Linked DNA regions of Mus musculus: all the other regions are linked to region 1. A link is a loop called in an ENCODE intact Hi-C map of the cell type or tissue named here. Cell type or tissue: heart. All regions are shown on one strand.

What was found. A loop is a pair of places that touch in the nucleus more often than their neighbours do. Peaks named below come from ENCODE experiments on the same cell type or tissue, not always from the same donor. Only the 100,000 strongest peaks of a DNase experiment are listed, where the experiment ranks them.
Region 2: a loop joins it to region 1, with 4 times the contacts of the local background. A loop is called at or near these places in 8 of 42 quality-filtered maps.
Region 3: a loop joins it to region 1, with 5 times the contacts of the local background. A loop is called at or near these places in 5 of 42 quality-filtered maps.

What each region holds. Positions count from the first base shown.
Region 1 is chr10:21,676,246-21,681,245 of GRCm38, reverse strand. No RefSeq gene overlaps it. Among named protein-coding and RNA genes, the nearest start is that of Gm5420, 12 kb to the left of the region's middle. In heart, a CTCF peak has its summit at 2,329; a DNase peak (open chromatin) is centred at 2,055; H3K27ac peaks cover 1,069 bases.
Region 2 is chr10:21,463,656-21,468,655 of GRCm38, reverse strand. No RefSeq gene overlaps it. Among named protein-coding and RNA genes, the nearest start is that of Aldh8a1, 89 kb to the right of the region's middle. In heart, no CTCF peak of the experiment used is centred here; a DNase peak (open chromatin) is centred at 3,075; H3K4me3 peaks cover 430 bases; H3K27me3 peaks cover 259 bases.
Region 3 is chr10:21,542,938-21,547,937 of GRCm38, reverse strand. No RefSeq gene overlaps it. Among named protein-coding and RNA genes, the nearest start is that of Gm33892, 26 kb to the left of the region's middle. In heart, no CTCF peak of the experiment used is centred here; a DNase peak (open chromatin) is centred at 2,277.

The DNA.
Region 1 (5,000 bases):
AAATGTTGATGTAAACTGATTTCTAAGAAGCAACCAGGTTATCAGAAGGGATATGTTTGGAACATTTCCTTGTAGCAGGAAGATCTGGAGATGCAATCGTTAGATCAGCCTCACTGGTAAGTAGACAGGAATATGCTTCTCTGGATAAGGCTTCTGAAGACCTGATTTTTCCACATCAAACAGAAACCCTCGCCAGTGGAGTAGAGCTAGGCATGGCTGTCTCCAGAGGTTACCTAGGCAACCCAGCCTTCAGCCAGTAAGTTCTGAGTGGGATATCTGAGGGAGACACTGAATGGCTCCAGCCTGAATAGCATTCTTGTTAGTTTTCTTTACAGCACGAGCATGTGAATGCTGAAGCCCCAAGCCTGTCTTTTCACTGGTTTCTCTCTGGCCTGGATTGATCGCCCACTGCCCAGATCAGCCAGTAGAGAGATTGTTCCTCAGGGTGCCCTGTTCCTCAGGGTCTCCAACAAGGAGAATCAAAGAAGGCAACATAATGCAAGGAGCATTTGATTGCCAATCAAAGATCTAGAGTTTTAACAGAGAGCTGTGGCATATTTCCTAGATACGTGACTATATATGCGATTCTCATTGTACCTCATCTCAGCTGTAACCAAAGGAGCAAAACAATGTGATATTGAAAAATCTCTGGATTCTGTGCATCTAAGGGTAGACCAATACAAGCATCACTGATTTACATGTGCAGTTATGCCAAGGAGGACATAGAGAGCCTGAGTCAAATTCCTTCTGGTTACTATGTTAGACGATATAACACAGACATTCAACCACCCACCCAGTCACTAGATACATGAATCCCCACTGGTTACTATGTTAGATGCTATAGCACAGGCATCCAACCACCCAGCCAATCATTAGGGATATGATATTTTCTAGACACTGGAAATAGAAAGATGAATGGAAATAGGATTCTCCTTCTTGAATTGCCCATAGCTCACTAAGGGGAGATAAATATATTCATAGCTAATGTCAATATGTGGAAATTTCAGTAAGGATGTTCAGAACAAAGAAGGTGTTTGGTGATATTGTTATCCTGTAAACCTGGACAAAGTTACAGGCAGACAAGTGACCTTTCCTTTTGTGGAGAAGTCATGGTTGTTACCCTTACTCCTTACCATGTGCTGTTACTGACAATGCTAGGATTCTCATGTATCACAAGTGTCGGCAGGCCTCGAGGAACAGGGAGAAGAAAAGGAAGAGAATAAATCCTGTCCTCCACGTAGCCAGCCACGTAACCATCATGGTTTCTTTACTGATAGACAACCAAAAACTTTCTGAGAAAAAGGAGACGGTATCTAAGATTGGCCCACTTTAACTAGCCCAATGTTATCAATTTATATTCTTCATTATAATTGTGGTGGTTTAAAACTGGGAGTTCATCCTCACTGGACAAATATGCATTTTTGAGGTTATGTCATGCAAGCTAAAAATACTCACAAATAGGCATCTAAACCCTCCAGATACGGATTTCAATCCTTACATTTCTATTTTCAAAACACTTTCTGAGGCTTCTCAGTTTTGTCAATAATCAAACAGCTGGAGGGGCGGTAGAAAAAAAACAAAACAAAACACTTTCTGCCAACAAATTTACCCTGGATATCACTTCTATTTCCCTGGCTTGTATAGCTGAAGACACTAGTAAGCAAACAGATCGTGTTTAAATTTTAAGTGATGTAGCATCCACCACTGGAAAGCCATGCCAAGTGGCTTCCAGGGAGCCGACAAGGTGGGGCCTGTAGCTGGCTGGTCTCCCGGTACCACCTACCACCTCCAACTCCAGAGATGCCATCAGATCCCACCCAAAGGAGCCAGTAGTCCCCAAGAAACAATGAGCCATTCTTATAAGACACAACCGGAGCTCTGTTACTGCGGCACAGGAAGGTCGGATAAAATCTCCCAGTCCCAGCATTCCTTTGTGTCAGCAGCCGCAAGTGGGATGTTCCTTCTGTGGTCCTTGCAGGGTGAGAGGAAGCAAGCTTTGAAACACAATGTTCATTGAAATCTGCTTTCATCCGAGGAATCCCCAAGTGGCTCCTGCTTCGAGGTGCATTCTGTCTGCAGCTGAGCCCTCCTGATGCATTTCCGTTGTTTGTTCTGGAGGGAAGGCAGTACCTTCATAAGACTAGGTAAAGGGCATCTCATTGTGCTGGATAAGGCATTATGTGTCAGGATGTCTCCAGTGAGTCTGGTGCCTAGAAGGTGCAATAAAAAGAAAATAAACTAAACAATTGAGTCCTTCAACACTGTGGCTCAGGGATGGACCAGGGGAAGACGACGCCTCTCTGGTGACTCCTGGGGCTGTACAGCTTGCTGCGTGACCTTAGGAGCAGGAAATCATTCATTGCTCAAGCTGCAACCTTGGGCACAATGCCACTGGGCACAGTGGCAGAACTGAATAGTGTCCTTAGGATTTGCTTTCTAGAACTTTGTCAAAGCAGGATGGACCCTGTGAGCCACTGAGGGGCTACCACTGGAAGAGGGAACTGACCAGTGTCAAACATACATGAGATGCTGCTTCATTCGGGCCTCAGGATTCAACCACCCTCTCTCATGCTGGAGGAAAACCATTCTGGGTACAAAGTGATTCTCTTTTATTAAGAACTGTTCCAAGTTAGCACACAGGAAAATGGGTAACGCTATTTGCTACTTCTATTCTTCTTGCTTAATCCTCTTTCTTCATCGTCTGTTTCCTTCCTGTCTGGCCAAAGTCACCTGAGCCATCCAGCTTGTAACGCAAGGCGAGAGGAGCAGCTCATGTCCCGTGTGGACAGAATAAACACTGTCTTCCACATCCAGGGCACCTTTTAACTCTGCATGCATATATACTTTAAAAATAATTTTTGAAAGGTTCTACATTTTATTACTGGACAAACCACACCCCTAATTTAGACATGAGCAAGTCTCCAGGTTAAAAATGTTGAGCTCCATCTGGTAGGACTGCCCGATGAGCACAACTCAGTATAAACCCTCAGTCTTGCCGTTGTGTGAATCCTTATGGACCCGGCTGCCTTCTCTCCCACTGCCCTCTCTTGGAATTGTATCTGATTTTGTTACCAGTTTTCATCAAATCCATTGAGAAACAGGACAATGTTGCTTTCGTTTCTTGGCCAGGAATCACTTGATTTTGAAAGTCTTGTGAGAAGACACCGCAAGAAGCCGAATCAGGGGCAGGGTGCAAGATGACGGAAGAAGAGAGAAGCCAAACATATTTTTTATTGTTCGCACATGAGCATTTTTGTCTATATCTGTGTCTGTGCACCATGTGGGTGAAAGGCCTGTAGATGCCAAAAGAGGGCACTGGATCCCCCGGAACTGAGGTCAAAAGTGACTGTGGGCTGCTACGAAGGTGCTAGAAATCAAAGCCCGTTTCTCTGGAAGAGCAGCTAAAGTGCCTTTAACCTCTGAGTCATCTCTCTACCTATCCCACTCTCATTTTTCCCCCTCAGATCTCAAATTAAATGGGGAAGTGCAGTAACCATTGTCACTTTCAGGAGTAGAAGGGGTTGGTAGAGAAATCAAGGTTAGAGGGTTAATTGAACCCCAAATTAGAGCTGTTAGCAGAACTCGGGAAAAAACTCAAGTATCAGAACCCTAGTCCAGGATCCTAATCCAGGCCATGTTTTCAGATGGGCTGCCTGTTCTAATTTGACTTCTATTATTGCTAAAAGTAAGTTGGGCAGGAACTTTATTTCAGAGCTTACAGTGTGCCGCGAAGGAAAGTCAGGGCAGGAACTCAAGAGAGGAACCTGGAGTCAGGCACGGAAGCTGAGGACACGCAGGAGGACACGCAGGCAGGAGAGCCACTGGCTCAACTGTCCCCATGGCTTGCTCAGCTTGCTTTCTTAGAAACCCCAGGACTCCTTGTCCTGATATGGCATGCTCACAGTGGGTTGAGTCTACCTTCATCAATAGTTCAATCAAGAAAACATCCTACAGACTTGCCCACAGGCCACTGTAATGGGAGCATTTTCTCAATTGAGGCTCCTTCATCCTTATGGCCTGACCTTACATCAGTTGACAAAGACAAACAAGCAAACAAGCAGTCTACTATCTAAAACAGGTGGACAGGCCAGAAATGGTGGTGCACACAATTAATCCCAGCACTTGAAAGGCAGAGGCAGGAGGATCTCTGTGAGTTCAAGGGCAGCCAAGTCTATAGAGTGAGTCTGAAACTAAAACAGAAGACTCTTCAGATTCTCCTAAGTGTCCAATGAACAATCTCAACACTGAGTGTGGGGGCTGGGGTTCGTCCACACCAGAGGCTTAAGCCCTTTGTGCTTCATGCAAAGGGTACTGGCCTGATCTAGAACCAGACAGTGACACTCGAAAAGCCTGGAAGATATTTCTTAGAATCCAGTGTACTTGTTCTAACCCAAAAGAACAAACGTCACTCTTAGGACTGACGCAGGACAGTGACAGAAACTACAACCCAGGTAGTTAACTTTCCAAGAAGGAAATAAAGAAGTACTAAGAAGTCAGAGTTCTAGCTAAAATTTATGAAACGAACCCAAGCGTCTCTTGAAATGGCTAATTTTCTTCTGAGTTACTAACAGAACACTTGAATTCTGGGAAAATTTTGTTGAATCTTTGTAGAAGATTCTCTGTGAAAGGATTACCCAAACCTAGATAGAGCAGTCCTTCCTGGTGACCTGCCTTTGACTTAAATTTCTCATTCCTGATTGTAACTCCTTTCTCTCTCCCTGTCTCCCCCTCTCTCTGCCTTCCTCCTTCCCTCTGTGCCTGTGTGTGTGTGTGTGTGTGTGTTCCACCTAAATGTCTGGAAGGCAGACCGTTTATACTCTTAGAGAACATAATTCATTTTATTTTAATTCAGCCCAAAAAGGTATGTGTTGAGTGACAGCTGTGTTAACTACTTGTAGCGAACAGTTACACCCTCGTCCTCAAGGATAACACGAAAGTGTGGCCTGAAGACACTGGCAGGCTTTCAGTAGGATTTCTATGCCTACAGCATGGGCCCCTGA
Region 2 (5,000 bases), 210 kb after region 1:
ACCTGAACTGCCAGGTGTTTCCTCTAAGCATGTCCCAGGGGCATCGTAAACTCCTACGCTGATCCTTCAGTCTCCTTTCCCAAGGGACCGACACCCACTGAACAGCAGTGAACTCAAACAGCTTCTCCCTTTGTCTTCGCTGTTTGTTACTGTGATAAAAACTGTGACCAAAAACAACTGTGAAGGGTTCGACGTACGCGACCCAATTACTGTTCATTACTGTGGGAAGTCAGGACAGGAACTCAGGCAGGGCGGGAACCTGGAGGCAGAAACCGAAGCAGAGACCATGGTGGTGCTTACTGGCTTGCTTTCCATGGCTTGTCTGTCCAGCTTGATTTCTTAAACAACTCAGGACCACCTGTCCAGGGTTATGCTGCACATGTTAACAATTAACCAAGAAAATGTCTTCAGACTTGCCTAAAGGCAATCTGATGGAGGTGGATTCTCCACTGAGGTTCCTCTTACCAGATAACTGTAGCTTGTGCCAAGTTGACAAAAAAAAAAAATAAAACAAAATAAGACCTAACTAGGACACCATCTCTCGGAAATCAACCTGTCTTGTGGCTCATAAGATTTGGGTCTAGATTCATAAACCCGTGGCTCTTTCCCCAGGCCCCAACAGCCAATTGTTTAAAACTTTTTTATTCTGTTCCCCTTAAGGGAAGGGGACCAGGCCAGGAGACAGGTTTCTCTTCTCCCCAGGTCCCCCTGCACCAGCTGAAACAAGGCTGTCACCTTAAAAGCCCAGCTCACATGCTCAAGAGAAATGTTACCAAGGACACACAAATTTCCTGGATCATTTTCAATTACTGAGGGAAGGTGCCAGCTGTTAAAGAAAACTAAAAAAAAAAAAAAAAAAAAAAAAAAAAAAAACCAAAATACCCACAAAGGCTGTGAGATCTTTTCATTCCCGCTCTTGAGGTAATTTGTTCTGATTACAACTATTTCAGAAGACAAGATTACACACCAGGGAAGCACAGAGATGAAGAAAGGGAAAGCTCTCCCCTGCTGAGGCTGCACCAGCTCAGCGCCTTGTTTGGAAGCAAAGGCCAAATTCCCATTCCACATTAATGAAACCTTGTTAGCTGTGAACACTGGAGCTGAACTGAGCTAGTGAGAGAGATGCTGGGCCATCGGTACAGGGGAGAGGGGTGGGGCAGAGGAGAGAGGGGTGGGGGCAGAGGGGAGAGAGGCAGGGGGCAGAGAGGAGAGGGGCAGAGGAGAGAGGGGTGGGGGCAGAGGGAGAAGGGTGGGGGCAGAGGGGAGAGAGGCAGGGGGCAAAGAGGAGAGGGGCAGAGGAGAGAGGGGTGGGGGCAGAGGGAGAGGGGTGGGGGCAGAGGGGAGAGGGGCAAGGGGCAGAGAGGAGAGGGGCAGAGGAGAGAGGGGTGGGGGCAGAGGGAGAGGGGTGGGGGCAGAGGGGAGAGAGGAGAGGGGCAGAGGAGAGAGGGGTGGGGGCAGAGGGAGAGGGGTGGGGGCAGAGGGGAGAGAGGCAGGGGGCAGAGAGGAGAGGGGCAGAGGGGAGAGGGATGGGGGCAGAGGGGAGAGAGGCAGGGGACAGAGAGGAGAGGGGCAGAGGGGAGAGGGATGGGGGCAGAGGGGAGAGAGGCAGGGGGCAGAGGGGAGAGGGGTGGGGGCAAAGGGGAGAGAGGCAGGGGGCAAAGGGGACAGGGGTGGGGGCAGAGGGGAGAGGGATAGGGGCAGAGGGGAGAGGGGTGGGGGCAGAAGGGAGAGAGGCGGGGGGGGGGCAGAGGGGAGAGGGGTGGGGGCAGAGGGGAGAGGGGTGGGGGCAGAGGGGAAAGGGGTGGGGGCAGAGGGGAGAGAGGCAGGGGGCAGAGGGGAGAGGAGTGGGGGGCTGGTGCATTTGGAGATTATTGCTATTTTTATCTTCTTAAAGAATGGGAACTTTAATATTTATTAAAAATAAAACTTTTACCATTACATTAGATGAAGAAAAGACAAAGTTGAAATCCAACATCACTTAAATGGAAAAAAAAAAAAAAACCACGAACCAGGATTGCAAAGTAGTAGACTTAAATATCTGTGCTTTCAAATTTTCTCTACCCCATCCCAGATTCATGTTGCCAAATTTCTTTAGATTTCTCCAAGTCTCTCCTCCTATTGAGGTGGCATTTTCATGGTAGGCTACGGGTGGGCAATCTTGTTTACAAGGGGCATCTGGTTCTTACAAATCCTGTAAGACAGAGCAGACAATCAACCTTCCAGCTGGCCAAGGGAAAACAGCCTGTCTGCACTGAACAGATCCAGGCTCCATTAATGACTAGCATCAAGAAGAGACAAGGAACGCTGGCCCAGAAATGTACGCAGCAACATGATTGGCCCCACTGCTGTATTCTTGCCTTGGCATAACAACCACAGGATGGAAAACATCTGGAGCAAGCCACCCTTCTTGGATCTCTGCTAGAGATGAAGGCAGGAAACAGCTCACACCGGAGCTAGGTGTCCGTGTCCATCAGTGATCACAAGAGGTTTAAGCAAGCAGAACTCCTGTGTGAAATTCCATAACTCACACAAGGAAGCCCAGGGTCCAGCTGACCCAGAGCCAAGAAGAAAGTTCTAGAACTAAAGAGGTATGGTTGCAGAACAGCTTTTCCCTCTGGTGAACGGTCTGTGAAACCTCTAAGACTCTCCATAGCTCTACCCTCGCTGAGCACATAACTGAGGTCTTACATGGGAACTGTGTAGGAAGCTCAAGAACATGCCAGTGCATACAGGTGTGCCAGTGTTCATCCGATCCTTGCCCAGTGTGTTTTCAGTCTAATTATCTAACTGAGATTTGGTTGAGGAGTGGCACTTGTGTGCAAGTGTCTGCTTGTTTGCTTATATAAAAAGGCAGAACGTGCCCAGCCTTAGCATTTTAAAGTTATAGATGCATATAAGAAAAGTAAATGGAGAAGTGTTTCAGAATCACCAATTGCAGGACCCCGTGTTTTACAACGGAGGAATCCAAGGGAAACTAAGGTGTCTTTCATTCTGGCCTTGCTCCAGCCACGGCAGGGCAAAGATGGATCCCAAGCAGCGACCTTAGACAGCACTGACCCAAGCTGCAGGCTGTCGGGAGTGGGGTTGGAGATGCGACAAGAAAGATTCACAGATGAAGAAACAGCGTCACCTAGTGGCGATCTATCCGTTTCCAAGCCATCTTGTGATACAAAAGCGCTCTCTTTTCTGTACCCCAATTTCCCAAGACAACTAATATTTCAGAATGTTTTATCTTCGCGGGCTCTCCAAAGCTCAAGTGGGTTGCCATCCAAAACGCGTTGCCTAACACGTTTCCCAGCCTCTTATGCTACTTTCCAGGGTCGACTCGGCAACTATCTGCTTCAAGGGCCGTGTCCATTTTGCTATCGATCTCTGTGTGCATCTTGCTTCAATTCCGGACATTGCCCGGGGCGGTGCTGCAAACAAGCATGTAGCTGTGTCTTGGTCAAGTTTATTTGTTAGCTCATCTTTCTTGTTCTCAGGTGTTTGCTGCTTTCACTGTGTTTGAGAGGCCAGACCTGTTCCCACATCAGGACCCTAACTTTGGAGATAGGAAAACAAAACAAAATATGTTGTTGATGTTATTTTTCTTTTTTTAAGTATGTGCAGCATCTCAGGGTGATGGGGAGGAGGAAGCCCAGAGTCAAGAGTTCACTGAGAGCATCCACAGAGCCAATCTGCCACCATCTTCATGAAGTTCACCTGTATAAACTTACAAAGGATCTCCACAGCTGGGCTTGTTGACTCTTCCCCGTCCCTCATAGAAGGATGGTCAGGGAGGGTCACAGGACCATCACCTGGGTATCCAGCAACTCCTTCCAATTAGGCGTATGCTAGTCTGCCCTAATTGCACATGACATCAAAGAAGAGCTTGGCGTTTATAGACTGGAAAGGACTGGGGAGGGGTCCCACCTATAGCCAAAGGGGCAGTTACCATTCATGTTGGATACAGATATTCCAGTGTGGTGGCTTTAAGGCTGTACATGATCCTGTCTCCAAACTCCATTGCTCTGTCAGTAAGCCTAATAAATTCACAGATTGCCCCAGAGTCAATATTTGGTGGATCCATGCCTCCCTTTGTCCTTTGGACCTCTGTGGGAAGGGTAGACATTGTTTCTATCTCCCCAAGAGAAGACATTTTAGCAACACTGAGAAAGAAGCAAGAGCCCAGGAGGAAGCCAGGAGGGAAATGAGACAGAAAAGCAATTTAAAACCACAGTAGGAAGATGCTGAGATGCTATTCAGAAGAACTTGGCCTCAGTATACAATTAGATTCCACCAAATTATGTACCACGGCAAAACAACTGCATGCAAGACTCCAGAAAACACAATACTTTACTCACCCTAACCATTTAGAACTATTTCCTCCACAAAATGGTCCCTTCATTTAATAGCTAGAAAAACAGGACCCCTGAAGATGAGTTGTTTGTCAGGATTGGGGTGAGACTTTGTCTACATTGGGTCTATTGTGTTCTAATAAAGAACAGTTAAGTAAAACAAGAAATATTTTTAGGAGAATAAATTAATTTCAAGCCAGAAACTCCCTATGGTCATTCAGTTTTGTCCTTACTTATCTGCTGAAAATACATTTGCATATCCACATTGTCTATTGTAATTATATCATCCCCAAACAGAATGAGTCTGATTTCTAAGTGAAATAACTATTTAATAGATGCTACTCTTAAAATATAAATATAAGAAATATAAATATTTCCAAAGTAGATGATTTCCAAAAATAAAAGGAAGCAAGCCATTGTGGGCTGAAAGCAAGAGATCACTTAAAACATCAGAGGAGCATAGCTGTATATGAGCTTCTGGAAAGTTCTGACTCTGCTGGCTTCATAAAAGTGTTAGCCCCATTAGTGTCGGAGGTAAAGATAGTCAACAGGCAATGTTAAAATGTATTTGTAAGAGGAGCTCAGTACAGCTGCAGTTATATATGGCAAGGTCATCATGAAGCTCATTATTTTAGATCCTAACTGAAGAATTAATGTAAATTT
Region 3 (5,000 bases), 130 kb after region 1:
AAGCTGGAATAAGCCGACTCTGCTTGATGACGTCATGGAACCATGGCCCTGGTGTGCTGAGCCACCCACTCTCCAGGACACGCTCTCCATCTGCCTCTGTTCTTAGCGCCCATGTCAATGAAGACAAACAACAACAAATCAAAAAGTAAAAACCCACTTCCGGACTGATGCTCAGGAAGTGTGGATGGGGTATCCACCCAGATGTGAGACACAGGTGAGTCAGATTAACCAAGAACTCCTGTAGTGAAGAACAAATCCTAGAGGACCCTATTCCAATCTCCACGTGATTCCGTGAAAGCAGCCGTTTGTTTTGCTGAGGGTTGTAACAAGCTAAAGGTACTATTTCAGAGAGGCAACTGATAAAATCCTGGCCAACTTCGCAGAGTGCTTTCTAGTGCCCCAATTAGAAAGAACAAATACGGCCTGTGTTTCAATCGGCAGACGCCGCTCCAAACACTTGTCTTCTACCGCAGCAGCTTCGCGTTCTGTGTGCTCCAAATGATGACAACAGCAACACTAACAATCTATAAAGGAACAATTATTGTGAGTTTTCTTTCTGCCTATAAAAAATTGGAAATCAGAAAACTATATAAAGATGATATGTAAAATATCCGCTATCCTCCAACAGAAAAAAAACCACAAACTTTCGTTAACTTCTGGTGTGGGCCATGTGTCCTTTTCTTAATAGATACATTATTTTTCTTATTTGACTATGCCTTCCTCCTCTTTCAGTATTTAGAACACATTGCTTTATATTCTTCTTGTTTTATTTTATTTAAAAAAAAAAACCCACATTTCCAGGATTCCATTTGTCATTTTTAGAAACATGCCTTCTAACAATTGCATTACAAGTTGTCATGTGGCTCTATCATTTATGTCCCTGGTATTGAACATTGGTGGTGTTCCCAGTACCAAGACATGATGTCATGTGACTCTGGTTGGATGTAATTCATTCTGCATGTCTATCATTTTCCTTTAGGGTAACCTAAGAAATAGAATCTCTGAATCGAAGGACAATGCTTTTAAGACTTTTAAGAAAGTAAATACACTAAATTGCTCTTCAGAAAATTGTATTTATCTTTATCCTTGTCAGTATTACCTTCAGTGTCTCACAGGATATCAATATTTTACCTCTCTTGATTTGATGGGAAAAATTGACATCCTCTTGGCTCCCTCTTCATTCCTTTAATTATCAAGGAATGACCTTGAACTGTTTGCTTATTAGCCACTTGTATTTCTCAACGGTTAAGTATTTTTACCTAATATATATATATATATATATATATATATATATATATACATATATATATATATATATATATATTTGCTGTTTATAAGAGTCTGTCTTGTAATGACAGTAACAGTGTTATATGTGTTGCCAAAAGTATTCAACAATTCTGCTTATTGAAAACTGATTGACATTTTCATAGACATGTAGATGTCTGCATGCTCTTTCTTTACATTATCAATTGTAGCAATCTTCCCCTTGACGCTCCCTTTTTCTTTCTTAGAAAGCTCATTTCCATAGCAAGATCAAACAAACAACTTACTCTGTTTCAGTTTCTCTCCAGCTGTTTTAGTGTGTACAATGACTTCATTCACCTTGATCAATTTTTGACTTTGACATCAAGGAAGACTCTAGTAGTGTTTTCATACAGATAGTTAGCTATTTTTCTGGCATCGTTTGATAATTGTTCTCATTTCATTTGGGTTGTGAGGTAAGAATTGCTGCCAGAATGCATAGAAAAGCAGTTCTGAACTGAGATGAAAGCAGCTTTTCCTCCAGAACCCCCTGCTGTGGCTCAAGGTCGTCTTACCCCAGCCTCTTGATGCTTCCTCTCAAAGGCAGGCTTTAGTTCAGATCTGGTCACAGACAAATATTACCCTCATTGTTCAAAATTCAGTTCTGATTAAAAACAACAACAACAACAGTAACAAAACCAACCAACCAAACAAAACCCACCGTGCTGTGATGAAAAGAGGGCCATTCCCCAAAACAAAACCCAACGCTCCAAAATTGCTGAGATGAAAGCTGTCCACCTCCCATCCCTAATCGTGTTTGCTTTTGAACCACTTCACACTTTTTAAAAGAATCTCTACTCCTGTGATGTCCACGGTTGCCACACTATTCAAATCAATATCAAACAAAAATCCTGACGGGTCACCTAGGCTGCAGCCTTCTAAAATAGTGCTCTGTAATCAGGCGTCTCTCTGCAGGAAACAGGCCTTCCTACAGCAGGAAACAGAGGAAGCAGGCCTGGAGACAGCAATCCCAGGGCTTGCTTTTCTGGCAACCCCTGACTCAGGAAATCACTGAATTGAGTAGTCAATCTGTGGAGCAATTTACCATGTCATCCACTTCCCGGCAACAGATATTTGGAAGCATTTATAGTCTAATACAACTCTGTCAGCTCGAGGTTGCTGTTGCTTCTCTGCATGAGCTCCAGGGTCAGAGGTTTCTCTGCAGTTTCTCCACCACCAGGACTTTTCGGCTCCTTCCTCCCTGGCCAGGCTCCACCAGTCTCATCTTCCCTTTGATTTTAGTCTTGATCAAGCAAGTTCTTGTCTTAAGAACTAAATATAAATTGTGTTTGGGTGGGTGGAGGTCCCTGCAGTGTTTTCTATGGAAAACACAGTTGAGTGTGTGAAACCATGAAGATACACCTGAGTGCCCGAGCATCTGTAGTAGGGAGACCAGTAAACACTCATTGTGGGTGATAAGAATTCTGTACTGGAATGGACAGTTTCACGCGGCTGGCGAACATGTGTCCAAAAACCCTAAGAGCAAACAGGCATCACCAATACAGCAGGACCGTGCCTGTGCTACATGCATAGTTACATTATTACACCTGAGAACTACAGATAACTTAGGTCAATGTGAGGCTGCTCCCAGAGCTCAGCCTTTAGTCACAATGCTACTGTCTTGATCAGGACCCTGTGGCTGTAGCAACAAAACCCAGAAATGAGCGTCCTGAGCCACTGAATGTTGAAAAGGGGAAACTGAAGAAGACATCCTAAACACAGGGTACAGTTTCCAAAGGTGCACGCCACAGCTTCCTGAAAATTTAAGTGAACTTCTCAAGTTCTTTCCTGCCTTTGGCTCTTGCAGTCCTGTGAGGCCTTTTCCCAGTCTGTCAAGGATGGGCATAAGGAGGGTAAGTCTGATTGTTACAGTCCGCAGAGGCCCTCAGTGGTGTGGCTAAGATTCTGAATGCGACCCCCCCTCCCCAATCCCCAGTCTCGTATCACATTCTCTTCTCTGTACAGGTTCCAATATTCTCTATACCTCTTGTTCTCCTGAGGAATAAAGTGGAGATATTAAGATCTAGCTTTGTCAAGAAAACAACAAGAAATGACATTTGAGCATCTAGGAGAGTACTATGCAGAAGGAGCCATTGTTATTCTGGTAGGAAGCCTGTGTTACTCTCTACCTCTAGTCTTACTGTTACAAAGATGGGCTGTTTACCTGGACAAGGAACCTGGAGCTCACTCAGCACGTGAGTGAAATGTCACTCTGCATGCCTCCATGTGTTTCAATTAAATCATGAACTCCCCCAGATAGCCACTGTGCATTTATTTAATGTATTGCTTCAAGGGACTCATACAAAAATCTATGATTCTTAAGCATTGTCATGTTTTTTAACAAGAATCTACCTCCAAGTCGGGTTCTGGGTACTTGAGAATGAATTAAAATTCACAGGCAAATCCTAAAATAAGAGTCTATCAACTAACAGGACACAGCTGTTTCTCCCTACCTTGCTTTTCGTCTACTTTTCTGTGGTCTTACCCAGTAGAGGGACAAAACACACATGCCCTTCTGGAACCATGAATAAAACATGAAGATTGCTGTGTATGATTACAGGCAATTTGCTATTCAAATTCACTAATGGGGATATTCATCAGGGAAAGTATCCCCCAAACCTTCCTATTAGGAACTAAATCCCAATGGTTAGCATTTCAAAAACTACATGATTTGAATACATTTTTGAGCCAGCCAATGGAAAATTATATTGATTCTACATGTATCCAGCTTGTAGTTAGCTCAGTAATTCCTTTACTTTGTCCAGCACAAACTAATAGTCTCTTTTTCTTTCCCTGGTAGAAAAGTAGACTGTTTTTGAAGACTGCAGAGCAGTGGGTGGGGGAGAGTGGAGGAGAGAGGGCTGTGGCAGAACATGTAATTCACTCTGCATTGTGCAGCAGTGTTGGCAAGTGTGAAAGATTATACAAATCTTTGCTTCATAAGATCTGATTCGGGTAGAGGAAAAAAAAATCCTCCCCTACAACAGATATTAGTGCAGGGCTATATAACAATATAACCCCCTCTCTAAAACTTTGGATTGTATTATGGGCTTTTATAATACTTTTGTAACAGCACTAGGTGTGGTGGTATAAACCTGTACCCTCTGGAGGATGAGGGAGGATTGTGATTTAGCTTGGTATAACAGTGTGAGATGTCTATAAAAGAAGAGGAAGAGGAGGAGGAAGAAAAAGAAAAAGATGATGATAAAGGGGGAGGAGGAGAAGGAAGAGGACTAGGAAGAGGAGGAAGAAGAGGAGAAGGAAGAGGAGGAAAAGGAAGAAGAGGTTGAGGAAAGCAAGAGGAGGAGGAAAGGCATTTCAGTAAAGCGTAGAACCTTACATAAAAATAACTTTATACTCTGGAGTTACTCCTTTTCAGTTCGACACATTTTCGTTGAGGTCAGAATTCCTGGTTTGGACCAGACCTCTGGATCTCTAAATTCAACTTCACATACTATATCGTGTGTTTCCTAACTTCTATAATACCACCACCACCACCACCTATGCTATGGAACCCAGAGTTAATAATGACTCTTACGGAGTTACTGTGAAGATTAAATAAGTAATACCTACTATGTAAAGCACAGAGTCATGCTGTAATGCAATAAATATCCAATAAACCTACTATGTAAAGCAGAGTCAGGCCATATGTAATAAATGTACAGTGTTGCATGGAGTTTTAAGAAACACACTACTGC